Linked DNA regions of Homo sapiens: region 2 is linked to region 1. A link is a loop called in an ENCODE intact Hi-C map of the cell type or tissue named here. Cell type or tissue: B cell. All regions are shown on one strand. Links, peaks and the distances in the headings refer to the core of each region. The heading gives the core; the rest is flanking DNA.

Region 1 (10,797 bases), core at 2,932-7,931:
TTTTCCCCCATGAGACACACCCAAGGCCCACGCTCAGCACTTGCGACCTGTACTCCTGCAGCCTGGATGCTTCTGTATCAGCTTTGCTTTCTAGGGTTCAGCTTTGGAACAGTCTAGAGAAGCAGGAGGTTAATTTTCCTCCTTCTGTGGAAGTTCTGGGTCTCTTACGCATCCTCCAGTTCCCCCTGGAGGCTCTAGGGGAGGATCCTTCCTGCCTCTCCCAGCTCCTGGGGGCTCCAGGTGTCCCTGGGCTTGTGGCCGCATCACTCCAGTCTGCCTCTGTCTCCACGTGTCCTCCTGCTCTGTGTCTGTGTCTCCTCTTCTGTCTCTTGGAAGGACACCTGTCATGGCATTTAGGGTGCTTAATAATCCAGCACAATCTCATCTTCATATCCTTAAGTAATTACACATGCAAAGTTCCTTATTACCGAATAAAATCTATAATAATTTCAGGTTCTGGGCTTTAAAACAAGACATGTCTTTCTGGGGCAACTGTTTAGTGCACTCTGCAATTGTATCCAGTTCCCTCCAGAGACTCTAGGGGAGGGTCCTTCCTGCCTCTCCCAGCTCCTGGGGACTCCAGGCATCCCTGGGCTTGGGGCAGCATCACTTCAGTCTCTGCCTCTGTCTTTATGTGGCCTCCTGCTTTGTGTCTGTGTCTCCTCTTCCGTCTCTCATAGGGACACTGGATTGGGCCCATTGTAAATGCAGTATGGCCTCGCCTTACTTAATTACATTTGGAAAGACCCGATTTTCAAACATGGTCCCATCCTGATGTTCCAGGTGGACACGGGTTTGGGAATGATAATTCATTACTAAACCATCTCTGTTTTCCTGCCATAGTGATGACGGCAGGAGAGAGGCACCAATAGAGGGCCTCCGAACAGCAGCTTCAGCCTCCATCAGCGTCCCCAGTGCACAGAAAGGGAGGGGCCGGGCATCCAAGGCCACCCACTGCGGAGACGCAGAGCCCGTGGGCAGACAGGCAGCTCTCCCACTCCCACCTCCAGAATGGTCTTTCTCGCCCAAGAGAGCCTGGGATCCAATTCCACGTGATGTCCCAGCACCCCTGGAGAGTCAGAGCTCTTCTTTGCGCTAAACCAGCTCAGGTGTTGGGGCTGGTGCAGGCACATGCCGTGTAGAAGAAGACAGACAAAGACCCAGCCTGCTCACCACCCACACAGCAGGGAGGGGGCTCAGCGGCTGACACCCCTGTAGGTTCCTGGGGTCCACACCTGCATCTGCTGCTTGGTCTCCAAACGGTCTCATGGGTCAGGCCAGTTGCCTGCTTCCTGGACTCCAGATGGACTTGCCATGGCTGAGGCTCTCCATGGGGTAAAAGGACGCGGAGAATGGGCAGGAGGTGGGGAACTCCCGAATCAAGCTGCACCCTTGTGTTGGGATGGGCTGGACCCCATCTCACGGAGCCTCCTTTCCGCACCTGGGCCTCCCGTGGTCCTTGTCCTGAGTCAGGGAAGCCTGAGTGTGTTCCAGGGGCCTGATGGGACCTCCTTCTCTATCAGGGACTCACAGAAGCAGAATAGGGGTGGGGTCCCACCAAGCCAGGCCAGAACAAATGTGCCAAAAATCACCTTGGTCAGCAACAGGGTGGGGTGTGTGTGTGGGGGGAAGTGGGCACGGAGAGTAGCTGACTTGCAGGAGCCCCAGGCGCTCCTCTGAAAGAAGAATTCCAACCACAGCAACCACAGTGCCCCTGAGTGAAATAAACAGAAATTTCGGCGTGCACCGGGCTACGGAGACCAGAACCCCTGGAGGAGAATGGAGAAGGCCAGAACCACAACTAAGGGACGATGTCAGCAGGGAGAAGAGCTGGGAATGGGGCTCGCAGTTCGCCCACGGAGGATATCCAGAAACCGAGTCGGGTAGGCGGTGGGGCTGGTTGAATATCCACCCTCGGGTATGGACAGGTGTGAGGAGTGTCTAAGGAGCTCGGGGGTGACAGCCCAGCTCTACTAAAAAAAATACAAAAATTAGCCGGGCGTGGTGACACAAGCTGTCCCCTGACACAGAGAGGCAGAGGCACCCTCTGCAGGATAACAAGCACCCTGTGCGCTGCTGGGCTTTGCTTGTTTCTCTACCCTGAGTGAAGCCTGGAGACCCTTCCTCACCGGTGCCTCTGCAGTGCCTGGGAGGAATAAAGCCTGGAGACCCTTCCCCACCGGGCCTCTGCAGTGCCTGGGAGCAACGCAGCTGTTCTCCCTGAACCTCTGGCACCGTGGCCTCTCCATGCGCCCCTGGATCTCCAAGCTGCGCCCCCGGCTCTCCAAGCTGCGCCCCCGGGACTCAGAACACACTCTCCTGCCTCTGGAGGCCGGGCCTGGTGGCTCCCTCCATCCCTTCAGGGTGCGCACCGGCCTCGGAGCGCACGGACGTGGTCCTGGCGGAGAAGAGGCTCTCGCGGCGCGTGTCCAGGGTGTCTCTGGGCACCCGGCGGCAGCCCAAATATTCCCGCAGGCGCAGCTGGAATTCCCGGGACGCAAAGTAATAAACAAACGGGTCCAGACAGTTGTTGAGGCAGCTGAGACACAGCGTGAGCTTGTACACGTGGTAGTAGCTCTTGCCGTAGAACAGGCGGCTCACGATGTGCGCCAGGAGCACGAAGTTGTTGGGGGCGAAGCAGGTGACAAAGGCCAGCAAGACCACCGCGGCCAGGCCCACCGCGCGCCTCCGCTGCTCCCGGCCGTGCGCCTCCTCCGTGCGCAACAGCTTGAGGATGGTGGCCGTGTAACAAGCCACGGTGATCACGAACGGGATGAGGAACAGCAGGATGAAGATGGTGAAGAGGAACACGGCCCACATGGCCACGCTGGGGAGCATCGTCCACTTGAGGACGTCGAAGCAGGTGATGATGCCCAGGGCGTGCACCGGGTAGGTGAGATCGGTGCGCGCCAGCGGGGACAGGGCGGTCAGGAGCAGCAGCCAGGTCCCTGCACACGCGGCCACCGCGTAACGACGGCGGCGCCAGCGCTTGGAGCTGAGCGGGTACAGGACCCCCAGGAAGCGCTCCACGCTGATACAGGTCATGGTGAGGATGCTGGAATACATGTTTGCGTAAAAGGCCACGGTCACCACGTTGCAAAGCAGCACCCCGAATACCCAGTGGTGGCGGTTGCAATGGTAGTAGATTTGGAAAGGCAACACGCTGGCCAGCATCAGGTCCGTGACGCTCAGGTTGATCATGAAGATGACCGACGGGGATCTGGGCCCCATGCGCCGGCACAGCACCCACAGAGAGAAGAGGTTGCCCGGGATGCTGACCGCCGCCACCAGCGAGTACACCACGGGCAGGGCCACCGCGATCGCCGGGTTCCGCAGCATCTGCAGCGTCGCGTTGTCCGGGCCGGTGCTGTTCGGGACCTGCATCCTGGAGGGGTCCTCGCCCGGGCTCTGCAAGGGAAGGAGGGAAGGGTGTACGGGTCAGGGGCGCAGGTAAAGAGGCGGCTGCCGGGAGGGCTCCTGAGCGCCGCTCCCCGGGGACCAAGGCGGGGGAGATGCTTTAGCAGGGCCTGCTGTCTCCTCCCTCCCTCCCTCCCTTAGTTCCTCCTTCCCTCTCCTCCTTCCTTCCCTCCCTCTCTGCCTCCTTTCTTCACCCTGTGTCATTCTTTTCTTCTTTCCTGTCTTCTCCCCTTTCTTCTTCCTTCCTCCTCTCTCCTTCCTTCTCTTCTTCCCTCCTTCCTTCCTTCCTTCCTTCCTTCCCGCCCTCCCTCCCTCCCGTCCTTCCTTGGATCAGGGAGGTCATTGGAGACCTCGGCCCACGTCAGAGGCTGAGACTCTTAGATGATCCACAGTGGGGCTGTGGCTCCCCTGGGCAGGTTGAATGCATTGTCATACAAACCTCAAGACTCAGTGTCCCCCGTGGACGGAAACCACAAAGCCACCGTCAGCCCCCAGGGTGGTCTTAATGGGAATTCTTGACACCCTGGCAGTATTAGTCTGGGTATGAGTCCTCTCATCTCAGGGGCATCCACCCACAAAGTGTCTATCAGCAGAAAACACACACTCCGAGTGCCAGGAGACCAACCCGCAGCCTCCAAAGTCTTTCCAGCTTTTAACACCCGCGTCAACCCACGGCTCCTCCCTGCTCTTTCTTCCTCCAGAGGAGACCTGCGACTTCTTACCAACTGCTCTACAAACAGCTTCCTCAAGCTGGCTTTAAAATGGCCCGGAGTTTTCGTTTCAGTTTCAGGGAGAAGTTTTCTGACCCGCCGGTCCGTGCCCAGGTGTGAAACCTACAGTTATGCACGAGTCAGCACCGCTCCCCACGGCCAGCTGGGCACCTCCAGCCACCTATGGCTTCAGGAGGAAAAGCAGACCCTTCCTTCTTTGGGTTCCGCTTGGTGTGGCCGTGGGGGACGTCTGGAAGGAGAGACGCTTTATCCATGAGCTGGTGATGAAAAAGTGTCTGTCAAAGGGACACTACTTTTATTTTGAGAATGTAAAGTGGACAGAGCTGGAAACAGGGGTGCCCTGGAATTGTTCTTTTGTTTGTTTGTTTTATAGATATGGGGTCTTGCCTTGTTGCCCAGGCTGGAGGGCAGTAGTGCAAACGTAACTCACTGCAGCCTCCAACGCCTGGCCTCAAGCAATCCTCCTGCCTCAGCCTCCTGAGTAGTTGGGACTACAGGTGAGAGTACAACCACGCCCAGCTAATATTTTTATTTTTTGTAGATACAGAGTTTTGCTATGTTTCCCAGGCTGGTCTCAAACTCCTGGCCTCAAGCAATCCTCCTGCCTCAGCCTCCTGAGTAGCTGGGACTACAGGTGACAGTACCTCCGTGCCCAGCTAACATTTTTATTTTTTATAGATACACAGTTTTGCTACATTTCCCAGGCTGGTCTCAAACTCCTGGCCTCAAGCAATCCTCCTGAGTACCTGGGACTGCAGGTGCATGCCACCCTGCCCAGCTAATATTTTTATTTTCTGTAGACATGGGGTTTGGCTATGTTGCCCAGGCTGGTCTCAAACTCCTGGCCTCAAGCAATCCTCCTGCCTCGGCCTCCCAAAGCATTGGGATTACAGGTGTGAGCAACACACCTGGGCTGGAATTTGTTGCTTTAACTCTCCACGTAGGCAGCAGTGCCTCGCACACATTTAAACACCACGTGCTGTTGAAAGTCCTACGGTGGCGGCCTCACCCGGCCACCCTCGTGTCTGTACCTGTGTGGTCTGGGGATCCAGCAAGCAGCCTCTTGGCAGCCAGATCTGTTGCCATTTCGAGTCTGTGCCCTGTGGCCACCGGACAGCCCCCGGGGAAGACAGACAGCCAGGACTGCTGAGGAACGCGCATGACTAATCAAGAAATTACCTCTAACTGATGCCAGCTGCCCTGACACAGGAGGCACAGGCTTGCGGTTTGGGCCCCGCCGGGGCTCAGCGGGCAGGATGGAAATTTTAGAAAATCAGCACAACGGTTGTTCTTGGCGGTGTCTGGCCTGCAGAGGTGGCTGTCCAGAAATTTCTGGGCACTGAATTGTCTGAAGCAACGGACAGACCACAGGTGGGCGCTCAGGGGCTGTAGGTGGGACCCTCCTCTCCTCTCTCCTCTCTCCTCTCTCCCCTCTCCCCTCTCCCCTCTCCCCTCTCCCTCTCCCCTCTCCCCTCCCCTTCCCTCTCCCCTCACCCCTCCCCTTCCCTCTCCCCTCACCCCTCCCCTTCCCTCTCCCCTCTCCCCTCCCCTTCCCTCTCCCCTCTCCCCTCCCCTTCCCTCTCCTTCCCTCTCCCCTCTCCCCTCCCCTTCCCTCTCTCCTCTCCCCTCTCCCCTCTCCCCTCTCCCCTCTCCCCTCTCCCCTCTCCTTCCCTCTCCCCTCTCCCCTCCCCTTCCCTCTCCCCTCTCCCCTCCCCTTCCTTCTCCTTCCCTCTCCCCTCTCCTTCCCTCTCCCCTTCCCTCTCTCCTCTCCTTCCCTCTCTCCTCTCCTTCCCTCTCTCCTCTCCTTCCCTCTCTCCTCTCCTTCCCTCTCTCCTCTCCTTTCCTCTCCCCTCTCCCCTCTTTTCTTTTCGCAGTCTGTCATCCAGGCTGGAATGCAATGGCGTGATCTCGGCTCACTGCAACCTCTGTCTCCCTGCTTCAAGCGATTCTCCTGCCTCAGCCTCCTGAGTAGCTGGGATTACATGCATGCACCACCACGCCTGGCTGATTTTTTACTTTTTGTAGCCCCAAAAAGAGTTTCACCATGTTAACCAGGCTGGTCTTGAATTCCTGACCTCAGGTGAGCCACCAGCCCCGGCCTCCTAAAGTGCTGGGATGACAGTCGTGAGCCACTGCACCTGGCCAGGTTGGACCCTTTTTCTTATGCTTTGCAGGTAAATGCACACCTGTCTGGCAGCAATGCATCCAGCAATGTTTCTCTCCTCTTGAGGGTCTGTGTGTATCTCCTCCAGCCCTCTCACTTATTTCTTCTTAAAACAGCTTTGCCAGCCGGGCACGGTGGCTCACACCTGTAATCCCAGCACTTTGGAAGGCCGAGGTGGGCAGATCACGAGGTCAGGAGATCAAGACCATCCTGGCTAACACGGTGAAACCCCATCTCTACTAAAAAAACAAAAAAACAAAAAAATTAGCCGGGCGTGGTGGCATGGTGGCGAGTCCCAGCTACTCGGGAGGCTGAGGCAGGAGAATGGCCTGAACCCGGGAGGCGGAGCTTGCAGTGAGCCGAGATCGCACCACTGTACTCCATCCAGCCTGGGCAACAGAGCGAGACTCTGTCTCAAAACAAAACAAAACCAACAAACAAAAAAACAGCTTTACCAAGACGTGAGTTACGTACCATAAGCTTTCACTCATTCATACAGTTCAATGGTTTTTAATATATTCACAGATGTGCAAACAACACCATAATGCAATTCCAGAACCATTTTTATCCCTAAACAAAACTCAGGACCTGGCCGGGCATCATGGCTCACACCTGTAATTCCAGCACTTTGGGAGGCCGAGGCAGGTGGATCACCTGAGGTCAGGAGTTCGAGACCAGCCTGGCCAACATGGTGAAATCCTGTTGTTACTAAAATTAAACAAACAAACAAACAAAAACAAATGGGCCAGGCGCGGTGACTCACGTCTGTAATCCCATCACTTTGGGAGGCCGAGGCAGGTGGATCACCTGAGGTCAGGAGTTCAAGACCAGCCTTCCCAACATGGTGAAACCCTGTCTCTACTAAAAATACAAAAAAAATTAACCGGGTGTTGTGGCACATGCCTGTAATCCCAGCTACTCCAGAGGCTAAGGCAGGAGAATCGCTTGAACCTGGGTAGGGGGCAGAGGTTGCAGTGAGCCGAGATCACACCATTGCACTCCAGCCTGGGCAACAAAAGCAAAACTCCATCTCAAAACAAAACAAAAACCCTTCAGAACCCCACAACTGCTAATCCTGTTCGTTCCTGTCCCCAGCCCCTGTGAACCTCAAATCTGCTTCCTGTCTCTGTGGATCTGCCTATTCTAGATATTTTATAAGAATAAAATTCTACAATATGTGGTCTTTTGTGTCTAGCTTCTGTCACTGAGCCAGGGGTCTTCAAAGTTCATCCACGCTGCAGCCTGGGTCAGAGCTTGAGTCCTTTCAGTGGGTGCATAATAGTCTACTGTGTGGATAGACCACATTCTGTTTATTCATTCTCCTGTGGATGGACATTTTTGTTCTTTCTGATTTTTTTTTTTTTTTTTGAGATGGAGTCTTGCTCTGTTGCCCAGGCTGGAGTGTAGTGGTGCGATCTTGGCTCAGTGCAACCTCCGCCTCCTGGGTTCAAGCAATTCTCCTGCCTCAGCCTCCCAAGTAGCTGGGGCTACAGGAACCTGCCACCACGCCTGGCTAATTTTTTTGTAATTTTTTTTTTGAGAGGGAGTTTCGCTCTTTTTGCCCAGGCTGGAGTGCAATGGTGTGATCTCGGCTCTCGGCAACCTCCGCTTCCCCGGTTCAAGCAATTTTCCTGCCTCAGCCTCTGGAGTAGCTGGGACTACAGGCATGCATCACCGCACCCAGCTAATTTTTGTATTTTTAGTAGAGACAGGGTTTCACCATGTTGGCCAGGCTGGTTGTGAACTGCTGACCTCAGGTGATCCACCCTCCTCAGTCTCCCAAAGTGCTGGGACTACAGACGTGAGCCACCGCGCCCAGCCCATTTTTTTTTTTTTTTTTTTTTTGTAATTTTAGTAACGACGGGGTTTCATCATGTTGGCCAGGCTGGTCTCAAACTCCTGACCTCTGATGTATGATCCACCCTCCTCGGCCTCCCAAAGTGCTGGGATTACAGGCACGAGCCATCACACCCAGCCCATTTTTTTTTTTTAATAATTTTAGTAGCGACAAGCTTTCATCATGTTGGCCAGGCTGGTCTCAAACTCCTGACCTCCCATGATCTGCCCGCCTCGGCCTCCCAAAGTGCTGGGATGACAGGTGTGAGCCACCGCGCCTGGCGTGTTCCTGATTCTTGGCTATTGTGCATAAAGCTGCTCTTCCCTCATTCCCAGCCCTGGGAACCCCTTTCTAAAGGGTTCAGATGCTGAGTGCAGTGATCACTACAGTCTTGTTCCGGGTGGACCTTACAGGGTTGGGATGAGAAATAGACAAAAGGCATCTCCTCGTGGGCAGCAGGGATTGCATGCCGGTGACAGACCCTTTTTTGCCAGCTATTGTCTTCTGGCTATAACCACCCCTCTTTCCTGAGTGCTGGGGGCTGTCCCAGCTGTTGAACACACAGGGGAGTGAGAGGCCCCAGCCCTAAGGAACCACAAGCCAGCCCCGTGCTTGTCGTCTGCTCTCCTTTCTGTTTTCTGGGGGTGTTTGCACCACCCAGTTTGTGGTTCTTTTGATAGGGCTGCCTCAGGAGGCCCTCAACCCCAAAGACAGCAAATGGCACTCTGTTGGAGCTGTGGATTTGGAAGACAAAACAGACGCTGGCTTCAATTACCTACTTTGATTACGTAGAAGGAAGTTGTCGTGGGCCACACCCTGGCTGATACTCTCGGTATTATGGCCATTTCTTACTTAGAAATAGGGTCTGCGTCTATGTCATTAGTGAAGTCAAAATGTGGTCATAATAGAGTAGGGAGAGGCCCTAATAAAATTCACTGGCGTCCTTAGGAGAAAGAGAAATTTAGGCACAGACACAGAGAGAAGGCATGGAAAGATGAAGACAGAGACGAGAGTGGATGGATGGGTAGATGGATGAATAAATGGATGGATGGGTGGGTGGATGGATGGGTAGATGCATAGATGGGTGGATGAATGGGTACATGGGTGGGTGGATGGATGGATGGGTGGGTGAGTGGATGAGTGCATGGGTGGGCAGATGGGTGGGTGGATGGATGGGTGGATGGGTGGGTGGGTGGGAGGGTGGGTGTGCGGATGAATGGTAGGTGGGTTTGTGAATGGGTGGGTAGGTGGGTGAGTGGGTGGATGGCTGGATCAGTGTTTAGATAGGATGTGTGGGTGGATGAATGGATGGGTTGATGGGTAGATGGATGGGAGGATGTATGGATGAATGCATGGATGGGTGGATGGGTGGGAGGGTGGATGTGTGGATGAATGGTGGGTGGGTGGGTGGATGTGTGGATGGATAGATCAGTGTTTAGGTGGATAGATGTGTGGGTGGATGAATTGATGGGTTGATGGGTAGATGGATGGGTGGATGTATAGATGAGTAGGTGGATGGGTGGGTGGATGGATGAGTGGCTAGATGGATGAGTGGGTGGATGGGTTGGTGGATGGATGATGAATGGATGTGGATGGGTAGATGGATGGGCGGGTGAGTGGATGAGTGCATGGGTGGGCGGATGGGTGGGTGGATGGATGGGGGTGGGTGGGAGGGTGGATGGGTGGATGAATGGTAGGTGGGTTTGTGAATGGGTGAGTGGGTGGGTGGATGGGTGGATGGATGGATTAGTGTTTAGATAACTGGAAGTGTGGGTGGATGAATTGATGGGTTGATGGGTAGATGGATGGGTGGATGGATGGGTGGGTGGATGGATAGATGAGTAGGTAGATGGATGGGTGGATGGATGGGTGGGTGGATGGATAGATGAGTAGGTAGATGGATAGATGAGTAGGTAGATGGGTGCGTGGACGGATGGGTGAATAGATGGATGAGTGGGTGGATGGGGGGTTGGATGGATGATGAATGGATGGGGATGGGTAGATGGATGCATGGGTGGATGAATGGTGGATGGGTTTCTGAATGGGTGAGTGGGTGGGTGGGTGGATGGGTGGGTGGATGGATCAGTGTTTAGATAGATGGATGTGTGGGTGGATGAATGGATGAGTTGATGGGTAGATGGATGGGTGGATGTATGGATGAGTAGGTGGATGACTGGGTGAATGGATGGATGCATGGATGGGTGGATGGATGGGTGGGTGGGTGGATGAATGGTAGGTGGGTTTGTGAATGGGTGGGTAGGTGGGTGAATGGGTGGATTGATGGATCAGTGTTTAGATAGGTGGATGTGTGGGTGGATGAATGGATGGATTGATGGGTAGATGGATGGGTGGATGTATAGATGAGTAGGTGGATGTATGGGTGGATAGATGGATGACTGGGTGGATGGGTGGGTGGATGGATGATGAATGGATGGGGATGGGTAGATGGATGGGTGGGTGGATGAATGGTGGGTGGGTTTGTGAATGGGTGAGTGGGTGGGTGGGTGGATGGGTGGATGGATGGATCAGTGTTTAGATAGGTGGATATGTGGGTGGATGCATTGATGGTTGATGGGTAGATGGATTGGTGGATGTATAGATGAGTAGGTGGATGGGTGGGTGGATGGATGGGTGGATAGATGGATGAG
Region 2 (5,000 bases), core at 1-5,000, 110 kb after region 1:
TAAAATCAGCCAAGCTGGGCACAGTGGCTCATGCCTGTAATCCCAACACGTTGGAAGGTCGAGGTGGGAGGACCGCTTGAGCCCAGGAGTTTGAGACCAGCCTGGCCAACAGAGCGAGACCTCATCTCTACAAAAAATAAAAAATTAGCCAGGGACGGTGGTGCACGTCTGTCATCCCAGCTACTCAGGAGGCCGAGTTAGGAAGACTGCTTGAGCCCCAGAGGTCGAGACTGTAGTGAGCTGTAATTGCGTCACTGCACTCAAGCCTGGGTAACAGAGTGAGACCTTGACTCAAAAATCAATCAATCAATTAATTAATATCAGGAAGAAAAGAGATGCATAAAACAGAGACCCTACCTTAAAGTCAATTAATTAATTAAATTAAATAATATTAGCTAAGGAAAGTGAAGTATGAGTGAGACCCCGCCTGAAAATCAATTAATTAATTATATTAAATAATGTCAGCCAAGAAAAATGATGCCTAAGACAGAGTGAGACCTTGCTCAAAATCAATCAATCAATATCAGCCAAGAAAAAGGATGCCTAAGACAGAGTGAGACCTTACCTCACAATCAAGCAATTAATTGAATTAAATAATATCAGTCAAGAAAAGAGGTGGATAAGAGAGTGAGACCCTACTCAAAATCAATTAATTAATTAATTAATTAAATAATATCAGCCAAGAAAAGAGATGCATAAAACAGACTCTACCTCAAAATCTATCAATCAATTAAAGTAAATAATATCAGCCAAGAAAAAATATATGAGAGTGAGACCCTGCCTCAAAATCAATCAATCAATTAATTAATAACAGCCAAGAAAAGAGATGCCTAAGACAGAGCGAGACTGTGCCTCAAAATCAATCAATTAATTAAAGTAAATAATATCAGCCAAGAAAAGAGATGTGTAAAACAGAGACCCTACCTCAAAATCAATCAATCAATTAATTAACTAATATCAGCCAAGAAAAAATATGTAAGAGAGACCCTGCCTCAAAATCAATCAATTAATTAATATCAGCCAAGAAAAGAGATGCCTAAGACAGAGCGAGACTGTGCCTCAAAATCAATCAATTAAAGTAAATAATATCAGCCAAGAAAAGAGATGTGAAAACAGAGACCCTACCTCAAAATCAATCAATCAATTAATTAAATTAAATTAAATATCAGGCAAGAAAAGAGATGTATAAGAGAGCAAAACCCTGCTCGAAACCAACCGATTAATCAATTAAACAAATAATATCAGTCAAGGAAAGAGATTCATAAAACAGAGACCCTACCTCAAAATCAATCAATCAATTAATTAAATTAAATAATATCAGCCAAGAAAAGAGATGCCTAAGACAGAGCGAGAGTGTGCCTCAAAATCAATCAATTCAAGTAAAAATATCAGCCAAGAAAAGAGATGCGTAAAACAGAGACCCTACCTCAAAATCAATCAATCAATTAATTAAATTAAATATCAGGCAAGAAAAGAGATGTATAAGAGAGTGAAACCCTGTTCGAAACCAACCGATTAATCACTTAAATAAATAATATCAGTCAAGGAAAGAGATGCATAAAACAGACCCTACCTCAAAATCAATCAATTAATTAAATTAAATAATATCAGCCAAGAAAAGAGATGCCTAAGACAGAGGGAGACTGTGCCTCAAAATCAATCAATTAAAGTAAGTAATATCAGCCAAGAAAAGAGATGCGTAAAACAGAGACCCTACCTCAAAATCAATCAATCAATTAATTAAATTAAATAATATCAGGCAAGAAAAGAGATGTATAAGAGAGTGAGACCCTGCTCGAAACCAAACAATTAATCAATTAAACAAATAATATCAGTCAAGGAAAGAGATGCATAAAACAGAGACCCTACCTCAAAATCAATCAATCAATCAATTATTAAGTTAAATAATATCAGCGAAGAAAAGACATGCCTAAGACAGAGTGAGACCCTGCCTGAAAATCAATCAATGAATTAATTTAATTAAGTAACATCAGCCAAGCAAAGAGATGTACAAGAGAGAGTCAAGGAGGAGCTGAGACCCACAGCTTCCATTGTCCTCTCCCCAAGGACTCACGGGTGCTGTTCCCTCCTCTTAGCATCAATGTGTGATGACAGACGTCAAGTCAGCCCACCAGGGAAGCTGATCAGAACCTCAGTGTCTGGAGTTTTTACCGGGGCCACCACCACCTTCTGTCTCTGCCACTGAGCTTTACTCTCCAGCCCCTCCTGGAGGTTGAAACTGATACTGCATGTCCCAATATGCCCACCTCTTAGACATCTCTTTTCTTGCCTCTTATTATTTAATGAATTGATTGATTGATTTTGAGGTAGGGTCTCTGTTTTCACATCTCTTTTCTTGGCTGATATTATTTACTTTAATTAATTGATTTTGAGGCACAGTCTCGCTCTGTCTTAGGCATCTCTTTTCTTGGCTGATATTAATTAATTCATTGATTTTGAGGCATAGTCTCTCTTACATATTTTTTCTTGGCTGATATTATTTACTTTAATTAATTGATTGATTTTGAGGCACAGTCTCGCTCTGTCTTAGGCATCTCTTTTCTTGGCTGTTATTAATTAATTGATTGATTGATTTTGAGGCAGGGTCTCTCTTACATATTTTTTCTTGGCTGATATTATTTACTTTAATTAATTGATTGATTTTGAGGTAGGGTCTCTGTTTTCACATCTCTTTTCTTGGCTGATATTATTTACTTTAATTAATTGATTGATTTTGAGGCACAGTCTCGCTCTGTCTTAGGCATCTCTTTTCTTGGCTGATATTAATTAATTGATTGATTGATTTTGAGGCATAGTCTCTCTTACATATTTTTTCGTGGCTGATATTATTTACTTTAATTAATTGATTGATTTTGAGGCACAGCCTCGCTCTGTCTTAGGCATCTCTTTTCTTGGCTGTTATTAATTAATTGATTGATTTTGAGGCAGCGTCTCTCTTACATATTTTTTCTTGGCTGATATTATTTACTTTAATTAATTGATTGATTTTGAGGTAGGGTCTCTGTTTTCACATCTCTTTTCTTGGCTGATATTATTTACTTTAATTGATTGATTTTGAGGCACAGTCTCGCTCTGCCTTAGGCATCTCTTTTCTTGGCTGTTATTAATTAATTGATTGATTTTGAGGCAGGGTCTTACTCTCATATATTTTTTCTTGGCTGATATTATTTAATGTAATTGATTGATTGACAGATTTTGAGGTAGAGTCTATGTTTTATGCATCTCTTTTCTTGACTGATAAATTACATTGTTAGACCCTCCAGGGGCCAAAGCCCGCTTAAGATGACCACACCTGGCTAACTTTTTATATTTCATTTATTTATTTATTTATTTATTTATTTATTTATTTATTTTGTAGGGATGGAGTCTTGCTATATTGCCCAGGCCGGTCCTGAATTCCCGGGCTCCAGCAATCCTTCCAAGAAAAGAGGTAGACGTCTGTTTGGAAATCATTACAATTCTTTTTTTTTTTTTTTTTTTTTGAGACAGAGTCCAGCTCTGTTGCCCACGCTGGAGTGCAGTGGCAAAATCGTAGTTCACTGCGGGCTGGAACTCCTGGGCTCAAGCGATCCTTGTGCCTCAGCCCCTCCCGAGTGGCTGAGACTACAGGTGTGTGCCACCACGCCCAGCTCATTTTTTTCTTTTTCTTCTTTTTACAGACGGGAGGGTCTCGCCATGTTGCGCAGGCTGGCCTTGAACTTCCGGCCTCAAGTAATCCTCCCCCCTCGGCCTCCCAAAGTGCTGGGATCACAGGCATGAGACACTGCACCTGGCCAACGGCATGCTGAAATCTTCACTGCAGAAAAGCAAAGCACAAATGGCTTCAGCTGATGATAAGCACTTTGCAGAAGAATACAAAACGCTGATATTAAAAAAAAAAAATGACTTGGGCTAGGGTGTGGTCTGCCGAGGAGGACAGAGAAGGGATATTAAGCGGGGGGCGGATGTATTTTTCACAGGAGAGATTGTAGGAACCGTCCGTGCTGCAGAAGGATGGAATGGCCGTGGGTCTAGATGAGTGTCTGAGTCATACATGAGCTCATAGCGTCCAGGTAGAGCCTGTGGTTGTGTTGTGCTGAGTTAGAAATCTGTTTTTATCTGTCACTTCCTCTGGCCCGCACGGCCTCTCACGCGATGGTGGAGAGAATTACCCCGTTTCCCGGAGTGGAATGTTTGTTTACTGAGTGCCCTCCTCTGGTTCAAACACGGACTCTGCATTTTCAGCGTGGTTTGCTGTTTCTTTGGGCAAATGGGTCAGTGTCCTCACGCCTTAAAATCTCCTCTGGGACTTCTGGACAGTATTCCTTAAATCTCCATCTTTCTTCCAACATTTAGCAAGATGAGGACTGGAATTTTCTTCCTATATTTCTTTTCTTTTCTTTTCTTTTCTTTCTTTCTTTCTTTCTTTCTTTCTTTCTTTCTTTCTTTCTTTCTTTCTTTCTTTCTTCCTTCCTTCCTTCCTTCTTTCTTTCTTTCCTTTCTTTCTTTCTTTCTCTTTCCTTTTCTTTCTCTCTTTTTTTTTTTTGTGAGATGGAGTCTTGCTCTGTCGCCAGGCTGGAGTGCAGTGGTGTGATTTTGGCTCACTGCAACCTCCACCTCCCGGGTTCAGACGATTCCTCTGCCTCAGCCTCCTGAGCAGCTGGGACTACAGCCACGTGCCACCACGCCCAGCTAAGTTTTTTGTATTTTATTAGAGATGGGATTTCACAGTGTTCGCTAGGATGGTCTTGATCTCCTGACCTCGTGATCTACCCACCTCGGCCTCCCAAAGTGCTGGGATTACAGGCGTGAGCCACTGTGCCCAGCTGGAATTTTCTTTTGAAGTGTACCAGCGTCCCCTGTATAAGTCTGTGGAAGAAAATGCATGATTATTATTGTGCTTATTATGATTATTGTCATTATTATTTTGAAAAAAGGTCTCGCTCCTTTGCCCGGGTTGGAGGGCAGTGTTGCGATCATAACTCATTGCAGCCTTGACC

The links. A loop is a pair of places that touch in the nucleus more often than their neighbours do. Peaks named below come from ENCODE experiments on the same cell type or tissue, not always from the same donor. Only the 100,000 strongest peaks of a DNase experiment are listed, where the experiment ranks them.
Region 2: it touches region 1 in a loop (4-fold over the local background); 92 of 110 quality-filtered maps call a loop at or near these places.

The regions. Positions count from the first base shown.
Region 1 is chrX:1,463,175-1,473,971 of GRCh38, forward strand. It overlaps P2RY8 (P2Y receptor family member 8), which reads right to left. Exons shown (of 2, transcript NM_178129.5): 2 at 1-3,408. The coding sequence starts at 3,384. The coding sequence ends at 2,305. Among named protein-coding and RNA genes, the nearest start is that of ASMTL, 16 kb to the left of the region's middle. RefSeq lists an enhancer at 3,322-3,822. In B cell, for the core only: a CTCF peak has its summit at 5,449; DNase peaks (open chromatin) are centred at 3,011, 4,207 and 5,337; H3K4me3 peaks cover 848 bases; H3K27ac peaks cover 2,317 bases.
Region 2 is chrX:1,579,127-1,584,126 of GRCh38, forward strand. No RefSeq gene overlaps it. Among named protein-coding and RNA genes, the nearest start is that of AKAP17A, 10 kb to the right of the region's middle. In B cell, for the core only: a CTCF peak has its summit at 2,246; DNase peaks (open chromatin) are centred at 2,195 and 4,155; H3K27ac peaks cover 33 bases.